Linked DNA regions of Homo sapiens: region 1 is linked to region 2. A link is an interaction called in ENCODE POLR2A ChIA-PET data of the cell type or tissue named here. Cell type or tissue: GM12878. All regions are shown on one strand. Links, peaks and the distances in the headings refer to the core of each region. The heading gives the core; the rest is flanking DNA. Region 1 holds the start of GIPR (gastric inhibitory polypeptide receptor). Region 2 overlaps OPA3 (outer mitochondrial membrane lipid metabolism regulator OPA3).

Evidence for each region. Peaks named below come from ENCODE experiments on the same cell type or tissue, not always from the same donor. Only the 100,000 strongest peaks of a DNase experiment are listed, where the experiment ranks them.
Region 1: POLR2A ChIA-PET joins it to region 2 with 11 read pairs; 6 of 35 experiments call an interaction of 5 or more read pairs at or near these places.

Annotation. Positions count from the first base shown.
Region 1 is chr19:45,660,165-45,674,264 of GRCh38, reverse strand. GIPR (gastric inhibitory polypeptide receptor) reads right to left here and starts at 6,044. Exons shown (of 14, transcript NM_000164.4): 1 at 5,967-6,044; 2 at 4,673-4,788; 3 at 3,531-3,630; 4 at 2,873-2,980; 5 at 1,311-1,414; 6 at 88-191. The coding sequence starts at 4,744. RefSeq lists silencers at 3,311-3,360, 3,391-3,570, 6,000-6,159 and enhancers at 2,890-3,408, 3,409-3,927, 5,340-5,619. In GM12878, for the core only: no CTCF peak of the experiment used is centred there; DNase peaks (open chromatin) are centred at 3,264 and 5,154; H3K4me3 peaks cover 2,310 bases; H3K27ac peaks cover 2,043 bases.
Region 2 is chr19:45,535,754-45,551,584 of GRCh38, reverse strand. It overlaps OPA3 (outer mitochondrial membrane lipid metabolism regulator OPA3), which reads left to right. Exons shown (of 2, transcript NM_025136.4): 2 at 1-5,304. Among named protein-coding and RNA genes, the nearest start is that of VASP, 36 kb to the right of the region's middle. In GM12878, for the core only: no CTCF peak of the experiment used is centred there; no DNase peak of the experiment used is centred there.

The DNA.
Region 1 (14,100 bases), core at 651-5,650, 120 kb before region 2:
CTGGTGGAAACAGACCACCCCATCTTACTGGACAAACTGAGGCCGAGCTCACATCTCTGCCGCCACCACTCAGGGTTAAGGTCCCACCTGAACAAACTCAAGATGAGCAGGGCTAGCAGCAGTGTGGCGAGAGACAGGGAGTAGCCGACAGTGTACATGACCTGCAACCGCTCCAAGATGAGCCTTTGGTCCTGGTCGGGGCAAGAAGGGGAAGGGAACAAGGCTTGGCTCGAAGCCCCAGGCCCAGAGAGAGACTGGAAGGACCTCTGCTCTTTGTTTCTGCCCAAATACCCTATTTTATCTTGGGGAACTGCTTACCCTTATTTGAGAAGGGCTGACTCCACCCTTCAGCTCCAGGGCACGAGGCATGTGACCAGCCAACCAGAGATTTTTTTTTTTTTGAGACATGGTCTTGCTTTGTTGCCCAGGCTGGAGTGCTCTGGCAGGATCATGGTTCCCTGCAGCCTCGCCCCCCAGGGCCCAAGCGATCCTCCCACCCCAGCCTCCAGAGTAGCTGGAACTACAGGTGCGTGCCACCATGCCCAGCTAATTTTTGTATTTTTAGTAGAGACGGGGTTTCACCATGTTGGCCAGAATGGTCTCAATCTCTTGACCTCGTGATCCGCCCGCCTTGGCCTCCCAAAGTGCTGGGATTACAGGCATGAGCCACCACTCCTGGCCAAATTTTTATATTTTTTGTAGAGATGGAGTTTCACTATGTTACCCAGGCTGGTCTCAAAATCCTGCGTTCAAGCAATCATCTTCTCAAAGTGTTGGAATTATAGGCATGAGCCATTGACCTTGGCCCAACTACAGCATTCTTTTTTTTTTTTTTTTTTTTTTTTGAGATGGAGTCTCGCTCTGTTACTCAGGCTGGAGTGCAGTGGCACGATCTTGGCTCACTGCAACCTCTGCCTCCTGGGTTCAAGCAATTCTCATGTCTCAGCCCTCTGAGTAGCTGGGACTACAGGTGCATACCACCATGCCCAGCTAATTTTTGTATTTTTAGTAAAGACGGGGTTTTGACATGTTGGCCAGGCTGGTCTCAAACTCCTGACCTCAAGTGATCCACCCTCCTTGGCCTCCCAAAGTGCTGGGATTACAGGCGTGAGCCACACCACCCGGCCATCTTATTCTTTTCCATCACAGAAGGCAGTACATCTTTCTCTCTTTGAAGCAAGTCTGAGTTGAGTTTCTCTCACTTACAACCCAGAGGTCTGAACAGTCCAAGGGGTTTCAGGCCCTGCCTGAATCTACTGCCTTTCCATCTCTCCCTGGACTCCTAACCTGAAGCCCTCACCTCTTCTTACCAGAAAGGCCTCATTCTTCTCTGGGTTCTCACATTGTGTATGGTCTCTCCAAAGTCCCCATTGGCCATCACTGCCACACTGGCGGAGGACGAAACCTGCAGCCACTGTGGGGAAAGAAGAGAGGGAATTAAGGCACACAGAGAAAGAGATAAATACAGAAAGACAAACTGTGAGACAATAACAGAGAGGGAGAGAGCCGAAGTGGTGATGATGATGATGATGATGATGATGATGATAAACCCTTATATGGCATGTTATTTGTATTAATTTAATATTCATACTAGCCCATGGAATTAGTAATATCCTTAACCTAGTTCTACATATGGGAAAATTGAGGTACAAAATGTTAAGGCTGGGCGTGGTGGCTCACACCTGTAATCCCAGCACTTTGGGAGGCCAAGACAGGTGGATCACAAGGTCAAGAGATCGAGACCATCCTGGCCAACATGGTGAAACCCTGTCTCTACTAAAAATACAAAAATTAGCTGGGTGTGGTGGCGTGCGCCTGTAGTCCCAGCTACTCAGGAGGCTGAGGCAGGAGAATCGCTTGAACCCGGGAGGTGAGGTTACAGTGAGCCGAGATCACGCCACTGCATTCCAGCCTTGCAACAAAGCGAGACTCTGTCTCAACAACAACAAAAACAACAAAAGTTAAATAGGCCTGTAATCCCAGCGCTTTGGGAGGCTGAGGTGAGAGGATCCCTTGAGGCCAGGAGTTTAAGACCAGCCTGGGTAACATGGCAAGACTCTGTCACTGCCAATTTTTTAAAAAAAATTAGCTGGGTGTGTTAGCGTGCGCCTGTAGTCCCTGCTATTTGGGAGGCTGAGGCGGGAGGATCGCTTCAACCCAGGAGTTCCCAGGCTGCAGTGAACTATGATGCTGCCACCACATGGGTGACAGAGCCAGACTCTGTCTCAAAAAGAAAAAAATAGGTTAAATAAATAAAGTGTCTGAGGCGACATAGCTAGTTAGGTTAAGATGCCCAGAGACTGACAGACTCAGGAAAAGGAGACAAAATAAGAATCCTGTGGTGGCCGGGCGCGGTGGCTCATGCCTGTAATCCCAGAACTTTGGGAAGCCAAGGCCGGCGGATCACTTGAGGTTAGGAGTTCGAGACCAGCCTGGCCAACATGGTGAAACCCTGTCTGTACTAAAAATATATATATAAAAAAAAAGCCGGGTGTGGTGGCGCGCGCCTGTAATCCCGGCTTCTGTAATCCCGGCTTCTCGGGAGGCTGAGGCTGGAGAATCGCTTGAACCCGGGAGGCGGAAGTTGCAGTGAGCCGAGTTCATCCCACTGCACTCCAGCCTGGGCGATAGAGCGAGACTCCGTCTCCAAATAAATAAATAGAAAGAGATACGGAGACAGAGAAGCTGCGTTATGTGAGATAGGCAGGGTTGGACAGACAGGAGAAACCCAGCCTGCCGGAAAGGAGTAGGGGGCAAAGAGGAGCAGGAGAGGGGTGCAGGTGAGCTGTGGGACTCGGATGTAGGTGTCTGGGGGCAAAGGTTAGCAGTTGTTTGTGTCTGGGGAGGGCTCCGGGCCCAGGGAGCACCTCACCATGGTGGTGCCAGGGCAGGTACCAGGGGCAGGACGCACGGGCAGTGGCATTGGGTGCAGCATAGTCCCAGCAGACGTACATATCGAAGGACCCGTTACAGGCGAGGCCTGGGGGTGGGCACGGGGGCCAGGTGCCCAGTGGACCTACTGCGCAGTGGGCCAAGTGCTACTGCGCAGTGGGCCAAGTGCTTCTCCGCAGTGGGCCAAGTGCTTCTCCGCCGGCCACACCAAGCCCGGCTCTAGCCCCGCCCACTCGGAGGGCGTTCCGTCCCGGCTCGGCCACAAGCTCCTCCCACCAGCCTCAAAGCTCCGCCCCTCCTCCCGGCCCCACTCTGGGCTCCTCCCACCAAACAAGTCCCCGCCCCAGATCGTCCCACCCGGAAGGGCCCTTCCCAGTCTCCATCCCAAACCCCGCCCCCTTCAAGGTTTATTTCTGTGCAGGCCCCGCCCAAGGCTCCTCCCATTTCAAGCTTCCTCCCAGGCCTCCCCCAGGAACCGTGGTCCCGCCCCAGTTCCCACCATGCTCAGGTCAGTCCCCGGGCCTCTCCAGCCCACAGCGCCCCGAGATTTCTTCCCCGCCCGTCAGCCCAAGGCCCATCCCAAGCCCACCCCTCTCAGCCTCAGGTCCTCCCCGCGTCCCCAGCCCTCCTGGTCACACCTGAAGGCGGTTCCGCGGCTGCCAAGGTCTCCTGGCACTCCCTGCGGTACCGTTCCCAGCGCTGGTACAGCTCCCCCGCCGTCTGCCCCTTAGAGCCTGTCTAGGAAAAGAAAGAAGGGAGGACCCCCCCAGACCGACCCCCGCTCCCAGGCTGCTAGGTCCATGTGGCCCAGAAGCGCCCCAGAGAGACTTTGAGGGTCTGTTGCGTGTTGTTCGGGAGTCTTGGGTAGCTTGGAAACCAGTTCCAAGTCTTGGGGTGGGGTGCCTGGAAGCCACCCACTGGAGTTGCTATGGGAGACTGAAAACCTTCAAGAAAATTGGGGAGGGGGTGGCTGGAAATTATCAGGAGGACTTGTTGGGGGAAGAAAAGGGAGTGGAAACGATAATCAAAACTCGAATCTGGGCCCGGGCGCGGTGGCTCACGCCTGTAATCCCAGCACTTTGGGAGGCCGAAGCGGGTGGATCACTTGAGGCCAGGAGTTCGAGACCAGCCTGACCAACATGGTGAAATCCCCGTCTCTACTAAAAATCCAAAAATTAGCCAGGCATGGTGGAGTGCGCCTGTAGTCCCAGCTACTCGAGAGGCTGAGGCGGGAGAATCGCTTGAACCCGGGAGACGGAGGTTGTAGTGAGCCGAGATCATGCCACTGCATCTCAGCCTGGGTGACAGAGTGAGACTCCGTCTCGAAACAAACAAACAAACCACCACCCAACAACTTGAATCTGGGCAAGCGGGACAGTCTTGAAACTCTCTTTGCGCTGAGGGAAGCCTCCCCCCCCCACCCCGAGACAGAGTCTCACTCTGTCACCCAAGTTAGAGTGCAGTGGCGCGATCTCGGCTCACCGCAACCTCTGCCTCCCGGGCTCAAGCGATTCTCCTGCCTCAGCCTTCCGAGTAGCTGGGATTACAGGCGGCCGCCACCACGCCCGGCTAATTTTTGTATTTTTTTTAGTAGAGAGGGAGTTTCACCATGTTGGCCAGGCTGGTCTCGAACTCCTGGCCTCAAGTGATCCACCCGCTTCGGCCTCCCAAAGTGCTGGGATTACAGGCGTGAGCGACAGCGCCCTGACGACGGAAGCCCTAAAACCGTCCCCATACCTCCCTCCAAGCCTGGAGCTCCTCTGGCTCCTCGCTTCCTCACCTCCGCCCTCTGGAGCAGCAGCCCGCACAGTGAGAGCCGCAGCAGCAGCTGCAGGATCGGAGAGGTAGTCATCGTGAGGGCGGCGAAGGGTCTGGTTCGTGCAGGGGCGATCAGGCCTGGAGGGTCCCAGGGCAAGGTCAGCACCTCTGCCCTCCTACTCCAACCCCAGCGTCACCCCGCCTCAGGGATTCACACACAGGGGCAGACGGCTGGGGAGCCGTATACACGCGGGACTCCGAGGCAGCGCACCCGCTCCCGCAACTCCCAGGCGTGATGATCTGGGGGGAGGGAGAGGCACGCGGAGTGGGTGGAACTCCGGTGGTGGGCGGGGCCCCTTAAGTGATTCCCCGGCCTCCCCTGACTGTTGTTGGGGCAGCAAAGGTGGAAGGGGGGGGTGTTTGCTGAGCGGGCGGTTGCCCTAGAGCTACGCTGGGCGGAAGTGTCAGTGTCACCGAAGTCTGGACCTACAGACTCCTGGGAACCCGGGGACCGCCTTGGAGAGGAGGGGGTAGAAACCGTCAGCCTAGACCCCTTTTCTATGGGGAACTGAAAAACTTGAAGGTTTTCAGTACCCCCTAGTGGGGTACTTGAAACGCCCATCTGAGTTCCCACAGCCTGGTGGAGAACTTGAAACGCCCATCCGAGCTCCCACTCTCCAAGCCCAAAGGGTTTTCTAGCACACATAGGAACCTGACCTTACAAAACTTTCCCCGCTGGGGGTAGATAAAGCCCAGAGTAAGTGGAACAACCCTTTCCCAGCATCCAAATACTTAGGGACTAGAGAAGCGACAGATCCGGGGTTAGATGTGCAGATGCCTGGAAATCGGTCTAACGCCCGACACCCACTCACCCGCGCCCCCGCGGCTCCACGTAGAGAAAGACGGAAGCAGAGAGGATCTCAGGTCGAGCCTCAGAAGGACAGACAACGGCGTCACAGACACAAGAGACAGAAATGTAAAGACTGAGAGGCGCAGAGACGGAGGGACAGAATGAGACCCCCAGCCAGAGACCAGAGAAAAACAAACAGAGAAAGAGACGCAGATGTGGGCTAGGAGACAAAGAAGAGGCAGAGACGTGGAGGGAGACAGAGCAGGGGAAAGAGAAGTTATCTAGCAGCTAACCAGAGATGGAAACACGCAGACAGAGACATCAAGAGACAGAGATGAGCAGAGATGGTGGTGGGCACAGAGACAGAGAGACAAAGGCAGGGCAGAGAAGCAGAGAGGGAGAGTGCCAGAGACTTGAGAGGTCAAGGGGGGGCAGGGAGAATGGGCTGGGATTGGGGAGCCCTCACCTGTCCCCAGTCCTGCTCCTGGTCACTTGCTCCTGCAGCCCCTGCCACCGCTGCCTCCAACTGCCTTGTCTCGGCTCTGGGAGAGGTGACAGGCGCTGGCAGCCCGGGGTGATGGGAGGGGGCGGGGCCAAGGCGGGACAGGGAACGGAAGCGGGGAGCTCTGGGGCAGAGAGCCGAGCAGGGGGCAGTCATCAAGGTCATGAGGGAGGGCAGTTACTGAATTGTCCTTATCGTCCTGAGGACCCCTGCACCAAGTGTGTACAATCTCTCATGCTGTCCCACCCACAGGTACCCGCCCCCACCGCCACTCATTCCCAGAGCCTCAGTCACTCAATCAAACATGCAGTGTCACACACAATCCCATAGGCTGAGCCATGGAAAGGCACAGTCACAGAACCTCACAAGCTGTTACTCACACAGTCACACATTCAGTCACACCCATACAGTCCCATGGTCACACCCAGACAGCCACAGTCTCTCACTCACAGGTGGACAGTCATCCACTGTGACACACAGTCATGTACCCAGGGCTATGGACTCCTGCACACACACAGTAACGCTCACAGTGTCTCACAGTTCCAACAACACTGTCAATCACCCACACATTCACGCAATCACCGGGTTTCATCACAAACACTGTTGCCCTGCTAGCCTGTGTGGCCCAGGAGGGTAGAGCCAGGACATCTGGGTCACCACTGGGTCCCCAAAATCGTTAAGAGCAGGGGTTCAAGGAAGGATTGTCATGAAATAAATATACGCAGTATGCAGTTGTGTGGTTACTCGCAGACATAGAATTTTTTTTTTTTGAGACAGAGTCTTCCTCTGTTGCTGAGGCTGGAGTACAGAAGCATGATCTCAGCTCACTGCAACCTCCGCCTCCTGGGTTCAAGCAATTCTCCCACCGCAGCCTCCCAAGTAGCTGGGATTCCAGGCACACACCACCACAACCGACTAATTTTTGTATTTTTAGTAGAGACGGTGTTTCACCATGTTGCCCAGGCTGGTCTCAAACTCCTGACCTCAGGTGTTCCACATGTCTTGGCCTTCCAAAGTGGTGGGATTACAGGCGACAGCCACCACACCCGGCCCATACAATCCTTTTTACATTTTATTTATTTATTTATTTATGAGAGTGGAGTGCACTGGAACAATTATAGCTCACTGCAGCCTCCACTTCCTGGGCTCAAGGGATCCTCTTAACTCAGCCTCTTGACTAGCTGGGACTATGGGCATGAGCCACCATGCCCCACCATTTTATTAAAAAATAATTTCAACTTTTTTTTTTTTGAGACAGGGTCTCACTCTGTCACCCAGGATGGAGTGCAGTGGCGCCATCTTGGCTCACTTCAACCTCCGCCTCCAGGGTTCAGGAGATTCTCCTGCCTCAGCCTCCCGAGTAGCTGGGACTACAGGTGTGTGCCACCACACCCAGCTAAAATTTTTGTATTTTTAGTAGAGATGGGGTTTCACCATGTTGGCCATGCTGGTCTCCAACTCTTGGCCTCAAGCAATCCTCCTGCCTCGGCCTCCCAAAGTGCTGGGACTACAGGGATGTGCCATCACACCCAGCCTCAACTTTTATTTATTTATTTATTCATTTATTTTAATTCATTTTATTTATTATTTTTTCTAGACAGGGTCTCACTCTGTCACCCAGGCTGGAGTGCAGTGGCGCCAACTTGGCAACCTCTGCCTCTTGGGTTCAGGCGATTCTCATGCCTCAACCACCAGAGTAGCTGGGACTACAGGTGTATGCCACCACGCCTGGCTGATTTTTATATTTTTAGTAGAGATGAGGTTTCACCATGTTGGCCATATTGTTCTCCAACTCCTGGCCTCAAGTGATCCTCCCGCCTTGGCCTCCCAAAGTGCTGGGATTACAGGTATGAACCACCGCGCCTGGCCTTAACTTTTATTTTAGATTCAGGGGGCACATGTGCAGGTTTGTCACGGGGGTGTATTGCACGATGCGGAGGTTGGGGGTATAAATGATCCCATCATCCAGGTAGTGAGCATGGCACCCAACGGGTAGTTTTTTAACCCTTGTCTCCTTCCCTGCCCCCTCTAGGAGTCCCCAGTGTCTGTTGTTCGCATGTTGGTGTCCATGTGTACCCAGTGCTCAGCTCCCACTTATAAGTAAGAGCATCTGGTGTTTGGATTTCTGTTCCTTTGTTAATTCACTTAGGATACTGGCCTCCAGCTGCATCTGTGTTGCTGCAAAGGACTTTCCTTTCCTTTTCCTCTCCCCTCTCCCCTCTCCCCTCCCCCCTCCCTTCCTCCCTTTCTCCCTTTCTCTCTTTCTTTCTTGGGATGGAGTCTCACTCTGTCGCCCAGGCTGGAGTGCAGTGGCACGATCTCAGCTCACTGGAACCTCTGCTTCCCAGGTTCAAGCAGTTCTCCTGTCTTAGCCTCCCAAGTAGCTGGGATTACAGGCGCCCGCAACCATGCCCGGCTAATAATTTTTTTTTTTTTTTTGGCCGAGTCTCCCTCTGTAGCCCAGGCTGGAGTACAGTGGCGTGATCTTGGCTCACTGCAATCTCCACCTCCCGGGTCCTGGTTCAAGCAATTATCCTGCCTCAGCCTCCCGGGTAGCTGGGATTACAGGCACGCGCCACCATGCCCAGCTAATTTTTGTATTTTTAGTAGAGACAAGTTTTCACCATGTTGGCCAGGCTGGTCTTGAACTCCTGACCTCGTGATCCTCCCGCCTCAGTCTCCCAAAGTGCTGGGATTACAGGCGTGAGCCACTGTGGCTGGCTTTTTTTTTTTTTTTTTTTTTTAGAAGAGATGGGGTTTCACTATGTTGGCCAGGCTGGTCTCAAATTCCTGACTTCAGGTGATCTGCCTGCCTCAGCCTCCCAAAGTGCTGGAATCACAGGCATGAGCCACTGTGCCCGACTCTTTTTTTTTTTTGAGACAGAGTCTTGCTGTGTCACTCAGGCTGGAGTGCAGTGGCGTGATCTCAGCTCACTGCAAGCCTCGCCTCCCAGGTTCACGCCATTCTCCTGCTTCAGCCTCCCGAGTAGCTGGGAGTACAGGTGCCCGCCACCATGCCCGGCTAATTTTTTGTATTTTTAGTAGAGACGGGGTTTCACCGTGTTAGCCAGGATGGTCTCGATCTCCTGATCTCGTGATCCACCCGTCTCGGCCTCCCAAAGTGCTGGGATTACAGGCATGAGCCACCGCGCCTGGCCTTTTTTTTTTTTAATGTCTTATTATACAGTCTTTTTATGACACAAGCTGAAAGTCACACACAATGTCATGCAACCACACCCATTAACACCGTCACACACTCACACACTTCACAGTCACCCACAGAGTCCTCAGTCACATTCCAACAACACACATTCCCCAACTGTCATGAGGCAAACACTCTCACACCGTCACCCTCACCCCCACGGTCACACTGAGTGACATGGTCATACAGACTCACAACTCTCCCTTAGTCTCACCCATATTCACAAGTCACATACAGTCATATACATGTCACGCACACAACCTCACTGTCCCATAGCTGTGCACGTCACAGTGACTTGTCACACCCTGCAATCCCACCTCCCACAGTCACGCACAGTCACACAGGTGCACACAGGGTCACACACACCATCGTGTCACAATTGCACACTAACCCATAGCCTCACATGGTCTCATCATGACAGTCGCCAGTGAATCACACACATTCTCTGCTGTCTCTACTTCCAGTCTGTTCCTTTGCCCTAAATATGGGGAACATCTGTACGTGACTGGGGGTGGGGGACAGGCTCAGAGCCCAGTCCCAGCTCCCAGCTCTCATCTCCTGTTAATACAAACTCCAATTCCTGCACATTAATCATACAATGGACATTTGTGAGCATGCACTCCCCTGGGACTCTAAGTGGGACAGAGGCGAGTCTGCCCATTTTGTAGAGGAGAAATTAAGGCCCAGAGGCCCCAGGAGGGACAGGGAGTAAGGGGTGGCATGAGGTCTGCACCAGAGGCTGGAAGGAGACAAGTCTCGGGGGAGGCGAGGGTTCTCGCTTCCTGGACTTAGGCTGCCTCCCCGCTCTCTGCCCCACATTCCTGGTGCCCTCCGGGTCCTGGGAAAGGCTCCTGTCCTGGAGTGGAGAGGGAAGGGGGTCTGAGATTGCCCAGCACCTTGGGAGAAGTTTAGGTTGGAAGGGAGTCTCTCCTTGGCCCCAATGAGGGCCTGAGGTCACTCCACAGAGGAAGGCAGTGAGGGGTGGGGAGGCTGTAGAGGGGGAAGGGAGAGGCTGGCAGGGAGGGGGAAGCAGTGGAGAGGAAATGAGCTGGTGGTGTGAAACAGGAAAAGGAGCTAAGAGCCTAGTGTGGTGGCTTACACCTGTAATCCCAGCACTTTGGGAGGCCAACATGGGAGGATCACTTAAGCCCAGGAGTTGGAGACCAGCCTGGGCAACATAGCCAGATCCCGTCTCTAAAAAAAAAATATTTTTTTTTTTCAGTTTTCCAATTAAAAAAAAAAATTTACCTTAAGTTCTGGGATACATGTGCTGAACGTACAGGTTTGTTACATAGGTATGCATATGCCATGGTGGTTTGCTGCATCTATCAACACGTCATCTAGAATTAAAAACAAAATTTTTGTTTTTTTTGAGACAGAGTTTCACTCTGTCGCCCAGGCTAGGGCAGAGATTGCAGTGAGCCAGGTTCAAGTGATTCTCCTGCCTCAGCCTCCCGAGAGGCTGGGATTACAGGCACCTGCCACCATGCCTGGCTATTTTTTTTTTTTTGTACTTTTAGCAGAGTTGGGTTTTCACCAAATTGGTCAGGCTGGTCTTGAACTCCTGACTTCAGGTGATTGGCCTGCCTCAGCCTCCCACAGTGCTGGGATTATAGGCATGAGCCACTGCGCCTGGCCAATTTTTTTTTTTTTTTGAGATGGAGTTTTGCTCTTGTTGCCCAAGCTGGAGTGCAATGGCACGATCTCGGCTCACGGCAACATCTGCCTCCTGGGTTCAAGTGATTCTCCTGCCTCCGCCTCCCAAGTAGCTGGGATTACAGGTGCGCACCACCATGCCCAGCTAAGTTTTTGTATTCTTAGTAGAAATGGGGTTTCACCATGTTAGCCATGGCTGGTTTCGAACTCCTGACTGCAGGTGATCTGCCCATCTCGGCTTTCCAAAGTGCTGGGATTACAGGCGTGAGCCACCGCGCCCGGCCTCTCAACATTTTTTTTTTTAATTAGCCAGGCATGGTGGTGGTGCGCCTGTGGTCCCAGCTACTTGGATGGCTGAGGCAGGAGGATTTGCTTGAGCTCAGGAAATTGAGGCTGCAGTGAGCTGTGATGATCGCGTAACTGCACTCCAGCCTGGGTGACAGAGTGAGATCCTGTCTCAAAAAAAAAAAAAAAAAAAAAAAAAAAGAAATCAAGGACCAAGAAAGATCTAGAGTGGGAGGCAGATAAAGACAAGAAGAGAGGCCAGACACAGTGGCTCATGCCTGTAATCCCAACACTTTGGGAGGCCAAGGCGGGCGGATCACCTGAGGTCAAGAGTTTGAGACCAGCCTGGACAACATAGTGAAACCATGTCTCTACTAAAATACAAAAATTAACTGGGTGTGGTGGTGCACACCTGTAATCCCAGCTGTTGGGGAGACTGAGGCAGGATAATTGCTTGAACCTAGGAGGCGGAGGTTGCAGTGAACTGAGATTGTGCCACTAAACTCCAGCCTGGGCGACAGAGCAAGACTCTGTCTCAAAAAAAAAAAAAAAAAAAAAAAAAAGCAAGAAGAGAAAGACCAAGAGAGAGAGACTACAAGAGAGAGACTAGAAGAAACAGAGAGAGAGAGAGAGAGAGGGGGAGAGAGAGACAGAGAGAGACAGCGACAGAGAGAAACACACACAGAGACAAACAGACAACACAGACACAGATAAGAGGGGGTGAGGGAGAGAAGCCAAGAAAGAGAAAACAGGGACTGAGCCGGAGAGAGACAGAGAGGCGCGGTGGGTCACACCTGTAATTCCAGAGCCCTGGGAGGCCGAGGTGGCTGGATCACCTGAGGTCACAAGTTGGAGACCAGCCTGGCCAACATGACGAAACCCCGGCTCTACTAAAAATACAAAAATTAGCCGGGCGTGGTGGTGGGCGCCTGTAGTCCTAGCTACTCGGGAGGCTGAGGCAGGAGAATCGCTTGAACCCGGGAGGCAGAGGTAGCAGTGAGCTGAGATCGTGCCTCTGCACTCCAGCCTGGGCGACAGAGCCAGACTGTCTCAAAAAAATAACCAGGGCCGGGCGCGGTGGCTCACGCCTGTAATCCCAGCACTTTGGGAGGCCGAGGCGGGTGGATCATGAGGTCAGGAGATCGAGACCATCCTAGCTAACACGGTGAAACCCCGTCTCTACTAAAAATACAAAAAATTAGCCAGGCATGGTGGTGGGCGCCTGTAGTCCCAGCTACTTGGGAGGCAGAGGCAGGAGAATAGCATGAACCCGGGAGGCAGAGCTTGCAGTGAGCCGAGATCGCGCCACTGCACTCCAGCCTGGGCAACAGAGCGAGACTCCGTCTCAAAAAATTAAATAAATAAATAACCAGAAAAGGCCTGGTGCGGTAGCTCACGCCTGTAATCCCAACACTTTGGGAGGCCGAGGCGGGTGGATCACGAGGTCAGGAGATCGAGACCATCCTAGCTAACACGGTGAAACCCCGTCTCTACTAAAAAACAAAAAATTAGCCGGGTGTGGTGGCGGGCGCCTGTAGTCCCAGCTACTCAGGAGGCTGAGGCAGGAGAATGGCGTGAACCCGGGAGGTGGAGCTTGCAGTGAGCTGAGATCGCGCCACTGCACTCCAGCCTGGGCGACAGAGCAAGACTCCATCTAAAAAAAAAAAAAAAAAAAAAAAATCCAGAAAAGAAACTGCGAGATGGAAAGGCTGAGTGAAAATTGCTTGAGCCCGGGGAGGGGGTCGAGGCTGCAGTGAGCTGTGATCATACCACTATACTCCAGCCTCGGCAACAGAGGGAGACCCTGTCTCAAAAGAAAAGAAGGGCAGGGGAGGGGAGGGGAGGGAAGGGAAAAGAAAAGAGGAGAGGCTAGGTGCCGTGGCTCACGCCTGTAATCCCAGCACTTTGGGAGACCGAGGTCAGGAGTTCGAGACCAGCCTGACCAACATGGTGAAACTCCATTTCTACTAAAATACAAAAGTTAGCTGGGTGTAGTGGCGCGTGCCTGTAATCCCAGCTGCTCGGGAGATTGAGGTGGGAGAATCACTTGAACCTGGGAGGCAGAGATTGCAGTGAGCTGAGACTGCACCACAGCGCTGGGCATCAGAGTGAGACTTCTGAAGACAGGATGAGGAGTCAGGGGTGGGTAGATGCCTGGTCTTCTGCCCACCTCAGCCCTCCTGGGGTCCTCTGTTGTCTCCCAGCGTCTGCAAAGGGGCTGGCTGCACAGGCTCCCTCCAGCTGCGTTGCTCATGGCTTCTGAAAACTTCAGGCCGAGAAACAGCATGCACCATCCCAACTCAGCCCCTCCCAGACAGCTGAGTTCCACGCCCCACTCCCGCAACAGGGGACTCAGAACCAGAGGAGCCTCATTCCCCAGCCTTTCCACACCCACCCCGATGGATCTCCATTTTCCGTCTCTAGTCTTGTTTAGCAAAACCTCTCCTACAACCCCTCTGCCTCTCCCATCTCTCTCCCACCTTCCCTGACCCAATGTCTCTCTCTCTTTCTGTCCATCCTACCTTGTTTCTCTCTTTCATCCAAATATCTCCTCACTCCTCTTCTTTTCTTTTGAGACAGGTTCTCCCTCTGTTGCCTAGGCTGGAGCACAGTAGAGTGATCACAGCTTAACGCAGCCTCGACCCCCCTACCTGGGTTCAAGCAATCCTCCCACCTCAGCCTCCTGAGTAGTTGGGACCACAGACGCATGCCACCATACCTGGCTAATTTTTGTTGTTGTTGTTGTTTGAGACGGAGTCTCACACTGTCGCCCGGGCTGGAGTTCCCTGGTGCGATCTCAGCTCACTGCAACCTCCACCTCCCAGGTTCAAGCGATTCTCCTGCCTCAGCCTCCCAAGTAGCTGGGATTACAGGCGCCTGCCACCATGCCTAGCTAATTCTTTGTATTTTTTTTAGTAGAGACGGCGTTTCACTGTGTTGGCCAGGCTGGTCTCA
Region 2 (15,831 bases), core at 423-5,422:
CAAGGTGCTGACAGGGACACGCTCCCTCTTCCAGCTCCTGGTGATTCCAGGCCTTCCTTGGCTCTGCCTGCAGCTTCACATGGCCTTTTCCCTCTTCTATTTTGTCTCTTACAAGAACACCTGTCATTGCATTTAGGGCCCATCTTAAGTTCAGGATGATCCCACCTCAAGACCCTTAATTACATCTGAAAAAACACTTTTTCCAAATAAACTGTCATAAGCACAGGTCCTGGGGGTTAGTATGTGGACTTGTCTGTTGGGGGCACACCATTCAAGCCATTCAGCCCACTATTCCTCCTCACCCCAAGAGTACGCTGGCGTCCAGGTGCAGTGGCTCACACCTGTAATCCCAGCACTTTGGGAGACCAGGGCAGGAGGGATCTCTTTGAGCCCAGGAGCTGAAGACCAGCCTGGGCAACATAGTGAGACCCCATCTCTACAAAAGTAAAATAAAAAATTAGCCAGGTGCGGTGATGCATGCCTGTAGTCCCAGCTACTTGGGAGGCTGAGGCAGGAGGATCACCTGAGCCCTGGAGGTCGAGGCTGCAGCGAGCCGTGATCGCGCCACTACACTCCAGCCTGGATGACAGAGTGAGACCCTTTCTCAGAAAAAAAGTACCCTGGGACTCCTGCCAACCCCGCGGGCCATTTGGCCTTCCTGCTAGCTGAGAGGAACAGTCTAGGAACCACCCTTTTCTACTGGGTTTCTCTTCCAGGATCTGCCACTGAAGCGGGAGGGGGTGGGTCCCAGTAGCCTGCAGTCTGTCCTTCCGACTGTAGCTCTCTCATTAGAGGAGCTGCAAGGTGATGAAGGCATCCTGAGGCTGTACCTGAACCACCATGTGGATCTCCACAATGGGTACAGAGCTTATTAAAATCAGGAGGGAAACTGGGAGGGTTCTGATGGGGAGAGGCCCAAGAGTCACCCTATGAGCTGGGGAAACTAAGGCCAGGGGTAAGCAAAGGGACTTGCCAGAGATGCCACAGCCAGTGAGGGGCTGACTGCCCAGGGTGGTGAAGTAGTAGGGGCAGAGTGAGAGGCTTGGATTACCCCAGCTGCAGAGTGAGGAGGGAGAGGCGATGGCTGAGCAGAGGCTGGGAGGGTGACGATCTCTACACAGAGGCCCAGACCATCCCAGAGGTGGCGTTGATAGTGGGAGACCCTCTCTATCCCCTCTCAGAGCAGCCCCAGATCACACCAGAGATCATAGCATTGTGTAAACTGGGTGACCATTCCACCTGGGCCCGCTTTTGGGAAGCTGCAGGTGAAAGTGGGAGGGCCGGGCTTTCCCCGACTTCCATCCTCACCTCCCTTCTCTAAAGAGGTAAAACTGGCCTGGACCAAGATCTGCCCAGATAGAAAGCCAAGAAACAGGTTCTGAAACTTTTCTTTTCTTCTTTTCTCTTCTTTTTTCTTTTCTTTTCTTTCGGAGACAGTCTAGCTCCGTCACCCTGACGGAGTGCAGTGGTGCAATCTCGGCTCACTGCAACTTCTACCTCCCAGGCTCAACCAATGATCCTGCCTCAGCTTCCGAAGTAGCTGGGATTACATGTGCCCACCACCCACGCCTGGCTAATTTTTGTATTTTAGTGGAGACGGGGTTTCTCCAAGTTGCCCAGGCTGATCTTGAACTCCTGACCTCAGGTAATCCGCCCGCCTCGGCCTCCCAAAGTGCTGGGATTACAGGCGTGAGCCACCGCGCCTGGCCTGAAACAGCATTTCAGTTCCTTCTGGAAGAGGGGGAGAAGCTGGAGCAGAGGGAACTGACCGAGTGGGTCCTGAGTGGGCTGTGTTTAAAACTGGGAGTGACCCAGGCCAGCTCACGCCTGTCATCCCAGCACTTTGAGAGGCCAAGGTGGACTGATCACATGATGTTAGGAGATCGAGACCAGCCTGGCCAACATGGCAAAACCCCGTCTCTACTAAAAATACAAAAATTAGCCGGGCATGTTGGCACATTCCTGAATCCCAGCTACTCGGGAGGCTGAGGCACGAGAATTGCTTGAACCCAGGAGGTGGAGGTTGCAGTGAGCTGAGATCGCGCCACTGCACTCCAGCCTGGGTGACAGAGTGAGACTCAACTCAAAAAAAAAAAACAGAGGTGGGAGTGTGAACACAGGCAGGAGCTCCAATTCCTGACCCCAGCGCTGTCCTGACCCAGATGGAGTGCTGCTCTCACATCTCAGAGACTTCGCACTCAGCCCTGCCCTGCCCTGCCCTGACAGGCAGCCAGTCATCGTGGGCAGCAGGGCCATCTACTTCCCCCACTGCGGCGTCAGGGGTGGCCAGAGTGTGTGGAAGTGGAAAGAACGTCCTCTCAAAATGCAAGAGGCCAGAGGATGGTTCACTGCTCGTGTGTTCTGCTAGCTAGAATTCTGTGTACCTTGTAATTTGGGGAGAGGGGTTAGAATAAATTTGTAAATGAAGCTGATTATCTTCAAGTTGATGCATTCTTTTTTCATATTTAAAAAGTCCTTGGGACTGGGCGCAGTGGCTCACACCTGTAATCCTAGCACTTTGGGAGGCCAGGGTGGGTGGATCACCTGAGGTCAGGAGTTCAAGACCAACCTGATCAACATGGTGAAACCTCGTCTCTACTAAAAATACAAAAATTAGCTGGGCATGGTGGTTGTGCACCTGTAATCCCACCTACTCGGGAGGCTGAGGCAGGAGAATCTCTTGGACCCGGGAGGCGGAGGTTGCAGTGAGCCGAGATCATGCCATTATACTCCAGCCTGGGTGACAGAGCGAGACTTCATCTCTAAATAAATAAATAAATAAATAAATAAATAAGGTCCATGTCAACCTTAGGAAAAATATCCTTTATTTATTCTTTCACTCAAAAAACTCACTGAGGTGGTCCCGCACCGGGACATGGACCCAGTGTCCTTGGTAGGGCGTCTCCCGCAAAAAAAAAAAAAATAAAAAAAATAAAACACAAAACTCACTGAGTTACCCACTCTCTGCCCCACCCTATGCTGGGGTCACAGTGGTGACAGAGACAGCCCCAGCCCTGCCGTCACCGGGTCTTACAGATGCTCACACGTACATTTCTTTTCCAGTGTTCCCTGCCCCACCCCATAGTTGTTTAGGAAGCAGGGGCTGGGCTGAATCCGGAATCCTCCCTCTGGAGTGACTCAGGACTATAAACCCATTCATCCCAGCTCACAAAACCCTGGGAGGTGCCCTGAGGGCTGTGCCCCTCCCATCTCCTGGCAGGCCCTGCTGTCCCTCTTGTTGGTTTCTCTGTAGGGCAGGCCATTGCCTGGAGGGAGGCAAAATGGCTGAGAGCCACCCCAGGAGAAAATGGGCTTTACATAAGCCCCAACCTGATCTATTGGCTCACGGAGCTACTCCTGGGCTGGTCGCTGTGTTGCTGAGTGGCAGGCTTGGGTCCCCCAGTGGCAATGGCTTGTAGCTGGAGTCGGTGTGGACAGAGAGAGGAGAAGCATGGCAACTCTGAGTGTACTGAGGATCAACTGCACCAGGCTCCATTCTAGTAGCTGGGAGCCAGTTGGGAGCAAGCAGAGGCCCTCACTGGAGCTGACATTCTAGTGCCAGAGACCGGCAATAAAGAAGGAAAGAGTGGCCAGGCGTGGTGGCTCACACCTGTAATCTCAGCACTTTGGGAGGCCGAGGCGGGCCAATCCCCTGAGGTCGGGAGTTCGAGACCAGCCTGACCGACATGGAGAAACCCCATCTCTACTAAAAATACAAAATTAGCAGGGCATGGTGGTGCATGCCTGTAATCCCAGCCACTCAGGAGGCTGTGGCAGGAGAATCGCTTGAACCCGGGAGGCGGAGGTTGCGGTGAGCCAATATTGCACCATTGCACTCCAGCCTGGGCAACAAGAACGAGACTCCATCTCAAAAAAAAAAGGAAAAAGCTAATCCAGCATAGGGTGATGAGGACTGAGAGGAATGGAGGCAGGGTAGGAGTTCCGGACTTACGGGCACCGCTGATCTAGACAGGTGGGCAGGGAGGAGGCAGCGCTTCAGATGGAGGGAGATAGGAAGAGGGCTGTGAGTATCTGTGAAAGTCCTAGGACAGATGTGGCCTTGGCCTGTTCCTGGAACAGCAAGAGTTTCTGGCTGTCAGAATAGAGCAGAGGCTCGCTGACCAAGGCCTTTGGGCCAAATCAAGGGGACCCTTGCTTCCTGTCTTTGTAAATAAAGACTTATTGGAACCCAGGCGCTCATTCGTTTGCATATTTTCCACAGTTGCTTTTGCAGTACAGTGACAGAGCTGAGTATTTGCACAGAGATCCTAGGGCTCTCGTACTCTCTGGCCCTTTACAGAAAAAGTTTACCATCCCCTGGAATAGAGTAAGCGAGGGGAGAAGTTAGGTGAGGGGGCCAGGCAAGCAAAGGCTGCCCCTTGCCTTGATTGGCACAACTGTGGAGGTCATCCCAGCTCTGGAGCCCCAACAGGATCACTCAGGCCTCTGCTTCCACCACATCTGGCTTCAGCTTCCCCCTCTGTGGAGTCCTCCCTCCCTCCCTCCTTCCCCATAGGAAATGACCCCAGTGCTCAGCAGTAACCCCCACTGCGCGCAGATCTCAGAACCTCCACCTCAATCTACAGCCACGTGCCACAATAAGAAGCAGAGTTTTAGGCCAGGCGCGGTGGCTCACGCCTGTAATCTCAGTACTTTGGAAGACCAAGGTGGGAGGATCACTTGAAGTCAGGAGTTCGAGACCAGCCTGCCCAACATGGTGAAGCCCCGTCTCTAATAAAAAGAATACAAAAATTAGCCGGGTGTGGTGGTGCACATCTGTAATCCCAGCTACATGAGAGGCTGACATAGGAGAATTGCTTGAGCCCAGGAGGTGGACGTTGCAGTGAGCCAAGATTGCACTACTGCATTCCAGCCTAGGTGCCAGAGTGAGACTTGGTCTCAAAACAAAACAAAACAAAAAATTAGCCAGGCATGGTGGCACACACCTGTAGTCCCAGCTACTTGGGGGGCTGAGGCAGGAGGATCGCTTGAACCCGGGTGTTTAAGGCTGCAGTGAACTGAGATCAGGCCACAGCACCTCAACCTGGGAGACAAAGTGAGACCCTGTCTCAAAAAAAAAAAAAAGCAGAGTTTATGTAATCCATCGTGTGCATATTTATACAATAATTTACAATTCTATGTATTTTAAAAGTGTATAATTCATATATTATGTGACACAATATATAATGGAATATAAAATATATATTTTATGTCATGTGTAACATAACATCATCTATTATATGTAGTGTATGTGCTTATGTACATATCATTGGAATGAAAGTTTCATTAAATAATTACCCTTAATATTTGCAGCCCGGTTTAATATTTCCTATTTTATTGTATTCCATTTCATGAAGAATAACTACAGATATATATGCATTCTATATACTTAATATATATTATAAACATATGAAACCCATTAAGTGTGTTCCATAACACATTGGATGATATGTTAATATCATACATTATGTATTATATGTCTTGTTAGAACAAGTTTCTCTGAATAATAATTGTTCTTATGTGTGATGGGCAACTTCGTTACTTTTTATTCTCCGTTATTTTATTTCTTAAAGAAAAGCATGGCCTGTCACACCTGTAATCCCAGCATTTAGGGAGGCCGAGGTGGGAGGATTGCTTAATCTCAGGAGTTCAAGACCAGCCTGGGCAACATGGTGAAACCCTGTCTCTACTAAAAATACAAAAAATTAGCTGGGCGTGGTGGCACACACCAGTAGTCCCAGCTACTTGGGAGGCTGAGGCAGAAGAATTACTTGAACCCAGGAGACGGAGGTTGCAGTGAGCCAAGATCACACCACTGCACTCCAGCCTGGGCAACAGAGTGAGACTCCATCTCAAAAAAAAAAAAAAAAAAAAGAAAAGCATGTACATATGATGTATGTATTATACAAACCTGTATAATGTGGGCTGCCTTGGGCCAGCATGAAGACTAACTTTTACTCTGGGAAGAGATTTTTAAGCTGGGATTACAGGTGTGAGCCACTGTGCTCAGCCTCTGGTTGTTGTTGTTGTTTTTTCCATTTGTTTGTTTCATTTTGGACAGGGTCTTGCTCTGTCACCCAGGCTGGAGTGCGGTGGTGCAATCACGGCTCACTGCAGCCTCAGCCTCCCAGGCTCAAGCAATCCTCCCATGTCAGCCTCCAGAGTAGCTGGGAATAGAGGTGTGCCACCACTACACTCAGCTAATTTCTTAATTTTTTGTAGAGATGGGGGTCTCTTTATGTTGCCCAGGCTGGTCAGGAACTCCTGGGCTCATGCCATCCACTCGCCTCAGCTCCCAAAGTGCTAGGATTACAGGTGTGAGCCACCACATCCAGCCCCTTTTTTCTCTGTTTTGAAGTAGAGGCCTATCCTGCCTTGTCTTGATTTCCTATTTTTTGTTTTTTTGTTTTTTTTTTTTTTGAGACGGTGTCTTGCTCTGTCGCCCAGGCTGGAGTGCAGTGGCGCCATTTCGGCTCCCTACAACCTCTGCCTCCCGGGTTCAAGTGATTCTCCTGCCTCAGCCTCCTGAGTAGCTGGGATTCCAGGCACCTGCCACCATGCCTGGCTAATTTTTGTTTTTTGTTTTTGTTTTTGTTTTTTTGAGACGGAATTTTCCTCTTGTTGCCCAGGCTGGAGTGCAATGACACGATCTCGGCTCACCACAACCTCCGCCTCCTGGCTTCAAGCGATTCTCCTGCCTCAGCCTCCCAAGTAGCTGGGATTACAGGCATGGGCCACCATGCCCGGTTAATTTCCTATTTATTTATTTATTTATTTATTTATTTATTTTGAGACGGAGTTTTGCTCTTGTTGCCCAGGCTGGAGTGCAATGGCATGATCTCGGCTCACTGCAACCTCCACCTCCCGGGTTCAAGTGATTCTCCTGCCTCAGCCTCCTGAGTAGCTGGGATCACAGGTGTGTGCCACCACGCCCGGCTAATTTTGTGTTTTTGGTGGAGACAAGGTTTCTCCATGTTGGTCAGGCTGGTCTCGAACTCCCGACCTCAGGTGATCCACCTGCCTCGGCCTCCCAAAGTGCTGGGATTACAGGCGTGAGCCACTGTGCCCAGCCGAATTTTGTATTTTTAGTAGAGACGGGGTTTCATCGTGTTGGCCAGGCTGGTCTCGAACTCCCGACCTCAGGTGATCTGCCTGCCTTGCCGTCCCAAAGTGCTGGGATTACAGGCGTGAGCCACCGTGCCCCGCCCCCATCATCCCTTTTTATGGCTGAATAATAGTCCATTGTGAGGCTAGACCACAATTTGTTTATTCATACATCTGTTGAACGTTGGGGTTGTTTCCTCCGCGTGGTGGCTATGAATAGGGCTGCTATGAACGTGCATGTAGCTTGCAGTCTTTTTAGGCTTAGATCATTTGTCTCGAGAGCAGTGAAGCATCATGGGAAGGGCATGGGCTCAGATCCCAAAATGCCTGGAATCAATCCCTAGCTCTGCCTCATACCAGTTGGATGAGCTTGGGCAAGTCACTGGGTATCTTGTGCCTGATAACAGAACTTCCTTTGTAAGTTTATTATGAAAGTGAATCAATTAATACATGCAAAACACTTAGGAAGTTGCTTAGCACAGAGTGAACGGTTGCAAAATGACTCTGCATTGCCAGCAACAGGAACCTTCCTGGGCTAACTGAAGCAGAAAAAGAACTTACTGGAAGGATATCAGGTAGCTCACTGGAGGCTAAGAAAACCAGCAGGAACCTTGAGAGGTTTACAGTTAGAGATGCCGATGCTGTAACAGAGACCCCATATGTGTAATGATATTGAGTGAACGAGTTTACTTCTTGCTCCTAAAATAGTAACGTTGGCCAGTTGCAGTGTTCACACCTGTAATCCCAGCACTTTGGGAGGCTGAGGCGGGAGGATTGCTTGAGCTCAGGAGTTAGAGAACAGCCTGGGCAACATAGCAAGACTCCTCTTCTACAAATAAAAATAAATTATAAAAATTAAAATACAGCTGGGCGCAGTGGCTCACGCCTGTAATCCCAGTACTTTGGGAGGCCAAGGTGGGCAGATCACTTGAGGTCAGGAGTTCGAGACTAGCCTGACCAACGTGGTGAAACTCCATCTCTACTAAAAATGCAAAAATTAGGCGTGGTGGCGTGTGCCTGTAATCTCAGGTACTCCGGGGGCTGAGGCAGGAGAATCACTTAAACCCAGGAGTTGGAGGCTACAGTGAGCCGAGATCACGTCACTGCACTCCAGCCTGGGCAACAGAGCGAGACTCTGTCTCAAAAAAAAAAAAATTAAAAATAAAAATAGGCCAGTTGTGGTGGCTCATGCCTGTAATCCCAGCACTTAGGGAGGCCAAAGCTGGAGGATCACGTGAGCCCAGGAGTTTGAGACCAGCCCCTGGGCAATATACAGAGACGCTATTTCTTCAAAAATACAAAAGTTAGTCAGGCATGGTGTCATGCTCCTGTAGTCCCAGCTACGAGGGAGGCTGAGGTGGGTGGGTTGCTTGAGCTGGAGAGTTGGAGGTTGCAGTGAGCCGAGATCATGCCACTGCACTCCAGCCTGGGCGACAGAGTGAGACCCTGTCTCAAAAATAAATAAATAAATAAATAAACAAACAAAATAAGACAAAACAGTGAAGTCACGCGCTGGGCATGATAGCTCACACCTGTAATCCCAGCACTTTGAGAAACCAAGGTGGGCAGATTGCGAGGTCAGGAGATCGAGACCATCCTGGCCACCATGGTGAAACCTGTCTCTACTAAAAGTACTAAAATTAGCCAGGCGTGGTGGCAGGTGCCTGTAGTCCCAGCTACTCTGGAGGCTGAGGCAGGAGAATCACTTGAACCAGGGAGTTGGAGGCTGCAGTGAGCCAGGATCGCACCACTGCCTGCCCTCTAGCCTGGCGACAGAGCGAGACTCCGTCTCAAAAAAAAAAAAAAAAAAAAAAACAAAAAAACAGTGAAGTACTGTACCACATAATGAGGTTTCTGTCCACAACAAACCGCATATACAACAGTGGTCTCATAAAATGATACCACCGTATTTTTACTGTACCGTTTCTATGTTTGGATGTGTCTAGACACGCAAGTACTTACCATTGTGTTACAACTCCTGCAATTTTCAGTACAGTCACATGCTGTTTAGGTTTATAGCCTAGGAGCAGAAAGCTCTACCACATAGCCTAGGTGTGTAGCAGGCCACACTATCTAGGTTCGTGTAAGCCCACTCTGTGATGTTTGCACAATGACAAAATCACCAAACAATGCATTTCTCAGAATGTGTCCCTGTCATTAAGCAGTGCACGGCTGTACTAGCCGGGAACAGGTTGGCAGGGCAGCCCTCCTCCACACAGTCATTCAGGGACTCAGGCTGTTGCAGCTCTGCCATCTTCAGTGTGTTTATTTCAAGGTCACCCTGGGGTGGTCTTCATGAGGACCACAGCATGGCTCATATGGACCAGGGCTGGAAGTAGCCGGCTTCACTTGGCTGGCTTATTTTTCCTAGAACTCGGTGCCCTGACCACACCTAACTGCACCTAACTATAGTCCCTGGCTGGGCAGCCACTTCCCAGCAAGGAGCCTGTCTGTTGGGTTGCAGCGAGCATGAAGCACTCAGGGACTCCAAGGTCAGAGGGCTGTCAGCACCATGGGTACCACCCCCTACCACTGCCGTGGACCTACTCCACACCCTAACATGGATCCTAGGGGTCTCTTCGTATCCTTGAAGCCTTCCCCAAGATTTCAGGTTCAGGCTGGGTGTGGTGGCTCACACCTGTAATATCAGCACTTTGGGAGGCCAAGGTGGGAGGATCGCTTGAGCCCAGGAGTTCAAGACCAGCCTGGGAAACATAGTGAGACCCTGTTTCTATAAAATGTTTTAAAATGCGCCAGGTGTGGTGGTGTGTGCCTATAGTCCCAGCTACTCAGGAGGCTGAGGCAGGAGGTTTGCTTGAGCCCAGGAGGTCGAGGCTGCAATGAGCCATCATTGCACCACTGCACTCCAGCCTGGCTAACAGACTGAGACTCTTTCTCCAAAAAAAAATTTCTCTTATTTATTTTGTTTTATTTTTTAGTAGAGACCAGGTCTCCCTGTGTTGCCCAGGCTAGTCTCAAACTTCTGGACTTAGATGATCCTCCTGCCTCAGCCTCCCAAAGTGCTGGGATTACAAGCCTGAGCCGCTACACCAGGCCCCAATTAAATGAGGGGTGACTCTGTATCCAGTCAAGAACAATGGACCTCCCAGACCCCCCTATAGTACAGGATGGCTATGTGGCATGGGGGCTCTGTAAAATCTAGTGGCTTTTCCATAAAAAGTGACAGATTAGACACACACTTCCTCTGACACCCCCTGCCCTCACCTCCTGTGTAGAAGGAGGCTGTGATGCCGAGGGGCAGCAGGCATCTTTTGGGCATGTGGCTAAAAGCCCCATAATGAGGAGGGTAGGGATTGAACGAGAAGGAGCCTGGGTTCCCAGTGACATTGTATGGCAGCCTTCTGGTTGTGGGAGAACAGTCCCCATATGGGGAAGCCATGGGTTTCTCCAGTTTCTGTTGCAGGCTGTTCCTGACTCAGACTAACAGCAATGGCGCTTCCCCAATGCAACAGAGGGGTTTAGATGCTGGAAAATCAAAAACCTCAGAAGTACAGACATTCATTCCTGAGGTCCTGAGTTTGGTGGGATCCACTTGGGCCCAGCATAGAGACTGTGAACCCCCACCCATCCTGCCTATGATTCATGACAGCATTTGCCAATTCCAGTGAGAGAGGTCCTGGACCCCGGTGTTCTGGCTTTTTTGCTTGTTTTTTTTTTGAGACGGAGTCTCTCTCTCTCACCCAGGCTGGAGTGCAGTGGTGCCATCTTGGCTCACTGCATTCTCCGCCTCCCAGGTTCAAGTGATTCTCCTGCCTCAGCCTCCCAAGTAGCTGGGATTGCAGGCGCCTGTCACCACGCCCACCTGACTTCAGGTGATCCGCCCGCCTCAGCCTCCCAAAGTGCTGGGATTAGTATGAGCCACCGTGCCTGGCCCCCTTTTTTTTTTTTTTTTTCTTTCTGAGACAGGGTCTTACTCAGTCACCCAGGCTGCAGTGCAGTGGTGCAGTCACAGCTCACTGCAGCCTCAACCTCCCAGGCTCAAGCGATCTTCCCACTTCAACCCCCCAAGTAGCTGGGGCTACAGGTATGAGCCACCGTGTCCTGGCCTGGTTTGTTTGTTTAAACAGCAAGGCATAATCTACACACCATGAAACTCACCCTTTGTTTTATTTTATTTTTTATTTTTTATTTTTTATTTTTTTTGAGACAGAGTCTCGCTCTGGCACCCAGGCTGGAGCACAGTGGTGCGATCTTGACTCACTGCAATTTCTGCCTCCTGGGTTCAAGCGATTCTCCTGCCTCAGCCTCCCGAGTAGCTGGGACTACAGGTGCACGCCACCACACCCGGCTAATTTTTGTATTTTTAGTAGAGACGGGGTTTCACCATGTTGGCCACGATGCTCTCAATCTCCTGAGCTCGTGATCCACCTGCCTCGGCCTCCCAAAGTGCTGGGATTACAGGCATGAGCCACTGCGCCTGGCCGAAACTCACCCATTTTAAGAGTACGATTTGATGATTTTCAGTAAACTGACATGGTTATGCAACCATCTCCACATTCCAATTTCAGAACATTTCCATCATCTCCAAAAGATCCCTCACATTCATTTGCAGTGACTCTCCATTCTCCTTCCTTCAGCCCCTAAAAATCACTGATCTACTTTCTGCCTTAATAGATTGCATTATTTGGGACATTTAATGTAAATGGAGTCATACAATGCATGGTCCATTTTATTGCATGAATATCTCATTCCTTTTTTTTTTTTTTGAGACAAGGTCTGGCTCTGTCGCCCAGGCTGGAGTGCAGTGACGCGCTGTCTGCTCACTGCAACCTCAGCCCCACCCCCGCCCAGTAGCTGGGATTACAGACATGCACCGCCACGCCCGGCTAATTTTTGTGTTTTTTGGCTGGGTGTAGTGTTCATGCCTGTAATCCCAGCACTTTGGGAGACAGAAGTGGGTGGATAGCTTGAGGTCAGGAGTTTGAGACCAGCCTGGGCAATATAGTGAGACCTCATCTCTACAAAACATACAGAAATTAGCCGAGCGTGGCAGAAAAAATAAAAATATTAAAACTTTTTTGTGATGTTTTTGTAGAGAAGGGGTTTCGCCATGTTGCCCAGGTTGGTCTTGAACTCCTGGGTTCAAGCGATGAGTAGCCTCCCAGAGTGCTGGGAATACAGGTGTGTAAGCCACTGCACCTGGCCTATGTTTAACTTTTTAAGAAACTGCCAAACTACTTTCCAAAGTGGCTGCACCATTTTACATTTCCGCCAGTGACATGCGAGAGTTTTGTTACCCTACAACTGATATAGTTTGGCTCTGTGTCCCAACCCAAATCTCATCTCGAGTTGTCATCCTCATGTGTTGAGGGAGGGAAGTGATCATGGGGGTGGTTTCCCTTATGCTGTTCTCCTGATAATGAGTGAATTCTCATGAGATCTAATGAATTTTAAAATGGCAGTTTTTCCTGCCCTTTCACTTCTCCCTCCTGCTGCCTTGTGAGGAGGTGCCTGCTTCCCCTTTGCCTTCTGCCATGATTGTAAGTTTCCTGAGGCCTCCCCAGCCATTCAGAACTGTAAGTCAACTAAACCTCTTTCCTTTATAATTACCCATTCTCAGGAATTTCTTTATAGCTGTGTGAAAACTGACTAATACAGAAACTTTGGAAGCATTAGTGGTTGTTCACTGTTTTGACTATAGCCATTCCAGTGGCTGGGAAATGGCATCTCATTGTGAATTTGACTTGTATTGCTCTACTAACTAATGTGTTGAGCATCTTTTCTTTTTTTTTTTTTTGAGACGGAGTCTCACTTTTTTGCCCAGGCTGGAGTGCAATGGCACAATTTTGGCTCACTGCAACCTCCGCCTCCCAGGTTCAAGGAATTCTCTTGCCTCAGCCTCCCAAGTAACTGGAATTACAGGCACACGCCACCACACCTGGCTAATTTTTGTATTTTCAGTAGAGACAGGTAGTTTCACCATGTTGGCCAGCCTGGTCTCGAACTTCTGACCTCAAGTGATCTGCCCACCTCGGCCTCCCACAAATGCTGGGATTACAAGTGTAAGACACCGTGCCTGGCCTCACTTGCTTTTTTCTTGAGATAGGGACTCACTCTTTTGCCCAGGATGTAGTGCAGTAGTGCAATCACAGCTCACTGCAGTTTTGATCTTCCAGGCTCAAGCAATCCTCCCCCCTCAGCCTCCTGATGAGCTGGGACCACAGGCATACACCACCACACCCAGCTATTTTGTGTGCGTGTGTGAAGATGGGGTTTCACTATGTTGCCCTCAAATTCCTGGTCTCAAGCAATCCTCCTACCTTGATCTCCCAAAGTGCTGGGATTACAGGTGTGAGACTCCATAGCTAGCTAGAATCTTTTTTTTTTTTTTTTCAGGTGGCATTTTTTTTTTTTTTTTTGATATGGAGCCTAGCTCTGTCCTCCAGGCTGGAGTGCAGTGGTACCATCTCAGCTCACTGCAACCTGCAACCTGCACCTCCTGAATTCAGGCAGTCCTCCCGCCTCAGCCTCCTGAGTAGCTGGGACTACAGGCACACACCACCACACCCAGCTAATTTTTATTGAAAACATATATATTATGAAATATTGCAGACATACAGAAAACAATATAATGAATAACCTTGTACCCACCACTTAGAATTAATAGAAATGAACATTTTGTCCTCTTTGCTTTGGTTTTTAAAGAGAGAAAGCTGAAGCTACAGTTTAGTCTCGTCATTCTCCCTCCCTGCTCTGGCACTCGGGAGGCTGAGGCAGGAGAATCGCTTGAAACCGGAGGGCAGAGGTTGCAGTGAGCCGAGATCGCACCACTGCACTCCAGCCTGGGCAACAAGAGCGAAACTCCATCTCAAAAAAAGAAAATAAAAGAAAAGAAAAAGATACCATCCTCTTTTGTGAGTCAAGTCCTTCTCCACTAGGTTCTCTACCCTTCCCCTTTTGATTGGCAGGAGGTATCTGTATGTCCTAAATTTGAGTTATTTGTCAGATTGATGTATTGCAAATGGCTTCTTCCAGTCTATGATTTGCCTTTTCCCTCTCTTGCTGGTGTCTTTTGAAGAATGAAAGTTCTTTTCTTGTTTTTTTTTTTTTTTTTTTTTTTTTTGAGACAGAGTCTTGCTCTGTCATCCAGGCTGGAGTGCAGTGGCACCATCACAACTCATTACAGCCTTCAACTCTCGGGCTTAAGTGATCCTCCTCGCTCAGCCTGCTGAGTAGCTGGGAGGCGGAGGTTGCAGTGAGCTGAGGTTGCGCCATTGCACTCCAGCCTGGGCGACAGAGCGAGACTCCATTTCAAAAAACAAACAAACAAAAAACAAGTTCGAGACAAGCCTGACCAACATGGCGAAACCCCATCTCTACTAAAAAGTTTTTTAAAAATTAGCCTGGCATGGTGGCAGGTGCACCAGCATACCGGGCTAATTTTTTATTTTTTGTAGAGATGGGGTTTCACCATGTTGCCCAGTATGGTCTTGAACCCCTTCTCTGAAGCAATCCTCCCACCTTGGCCTTCCAAAGCACAGTTTATAGGCATGAGCCAGTACACCCAGCCTCCTACTTTTTTTTTCTAAAAGTGTTATTTTTGTGTCTATCATATTTTGATCTACAATCCCTGTGGAATTAATTTTTGTGTATTATGTGAGGTAGATGTTAAGGTTTATTTTTTTCTCTGTGAATATTCAAGTGATCCAACGTGTCTTAAAAAGTCCATTCTTTTCCCACTGCACTACAGTGTCACTTTCGTCACAAGTCATATGACTGTGCATGTGTGAATATTTCTGGATTCTCTACGCTTTACCACTGGCCTGTCTATTCATGTGGAAATGCCACCCTGTTTTGATGATTATAGCTTTATGATAGCTTTATATCTGGTAGTGTAAGGTCTCCAGTTTTTCTCTTCAGTATTACTATTCTTGGCCCTTTGTGTTTCCATACACTTTTTTTTTTTTTTTTGAGACAGAGTTTCACTCTTGTCGCCAAGAGTGGAGTGCAGTGGCACGATCTTGACTTACTGCAACCTCTGCCTCCAAAGTTCAAGCAATTATCCTGCCTCAGCCTCCCTAGTAGCTGGGATTATAGGCACCCGTCACCATGCCTGGCTAATTTTTTGTTGTATTTTTAGTAGAGACGGGGTTTTGCCATGTTGGCCAGGCTGGTCTCAAACTCCTGACCTCATGTGATCCGCCTGCCTCAGCCTCCCAGAGTGCTGGGATTACAGGCATGAGCCACCGTGCCCGGCCCACATTTTTTTTTTTAATTTTTTTTTTTTTTTTTGAGATAGAGTCTTGCTGTGTCATCCAGCTGGAGTGCAGTGGTGTGATCTCGGCTCACTGCAACCTCCACCTCCTGGGTTCATGCAATTCTCCTTCCTAAGCCTCCTGAGTAGCTGAGATTACAGGTGCATGCCACCACACCTGGCTAATTTTTTAATTTTTTCAGTAGAGACAGGGTTTCACCATGTTGGCCAGGCTGGTCTCGAACTCCTGACCTCAGGTGATCCGCCTACCTTGGCCTCTCAACGTACTGGGGTTGCAGGCATGAGCCATCACACCCGGCAAGAAAACCAGTTTCTAGCAGGGTGTGGCAGCAGGCACCTTTAGTCCCAGCTACTCAGGAGGCTGAGGTGAGAGAATCTCTTGAGCTCAGGAGATCAAGGCTATAGTGAGCTATAATTGTGCTATTGCACTCCAGCCTGGGTGACAGGGTGAGACCTCAACTCTTAAAAAAAAAAAAAAAAAAGAAAAGAAA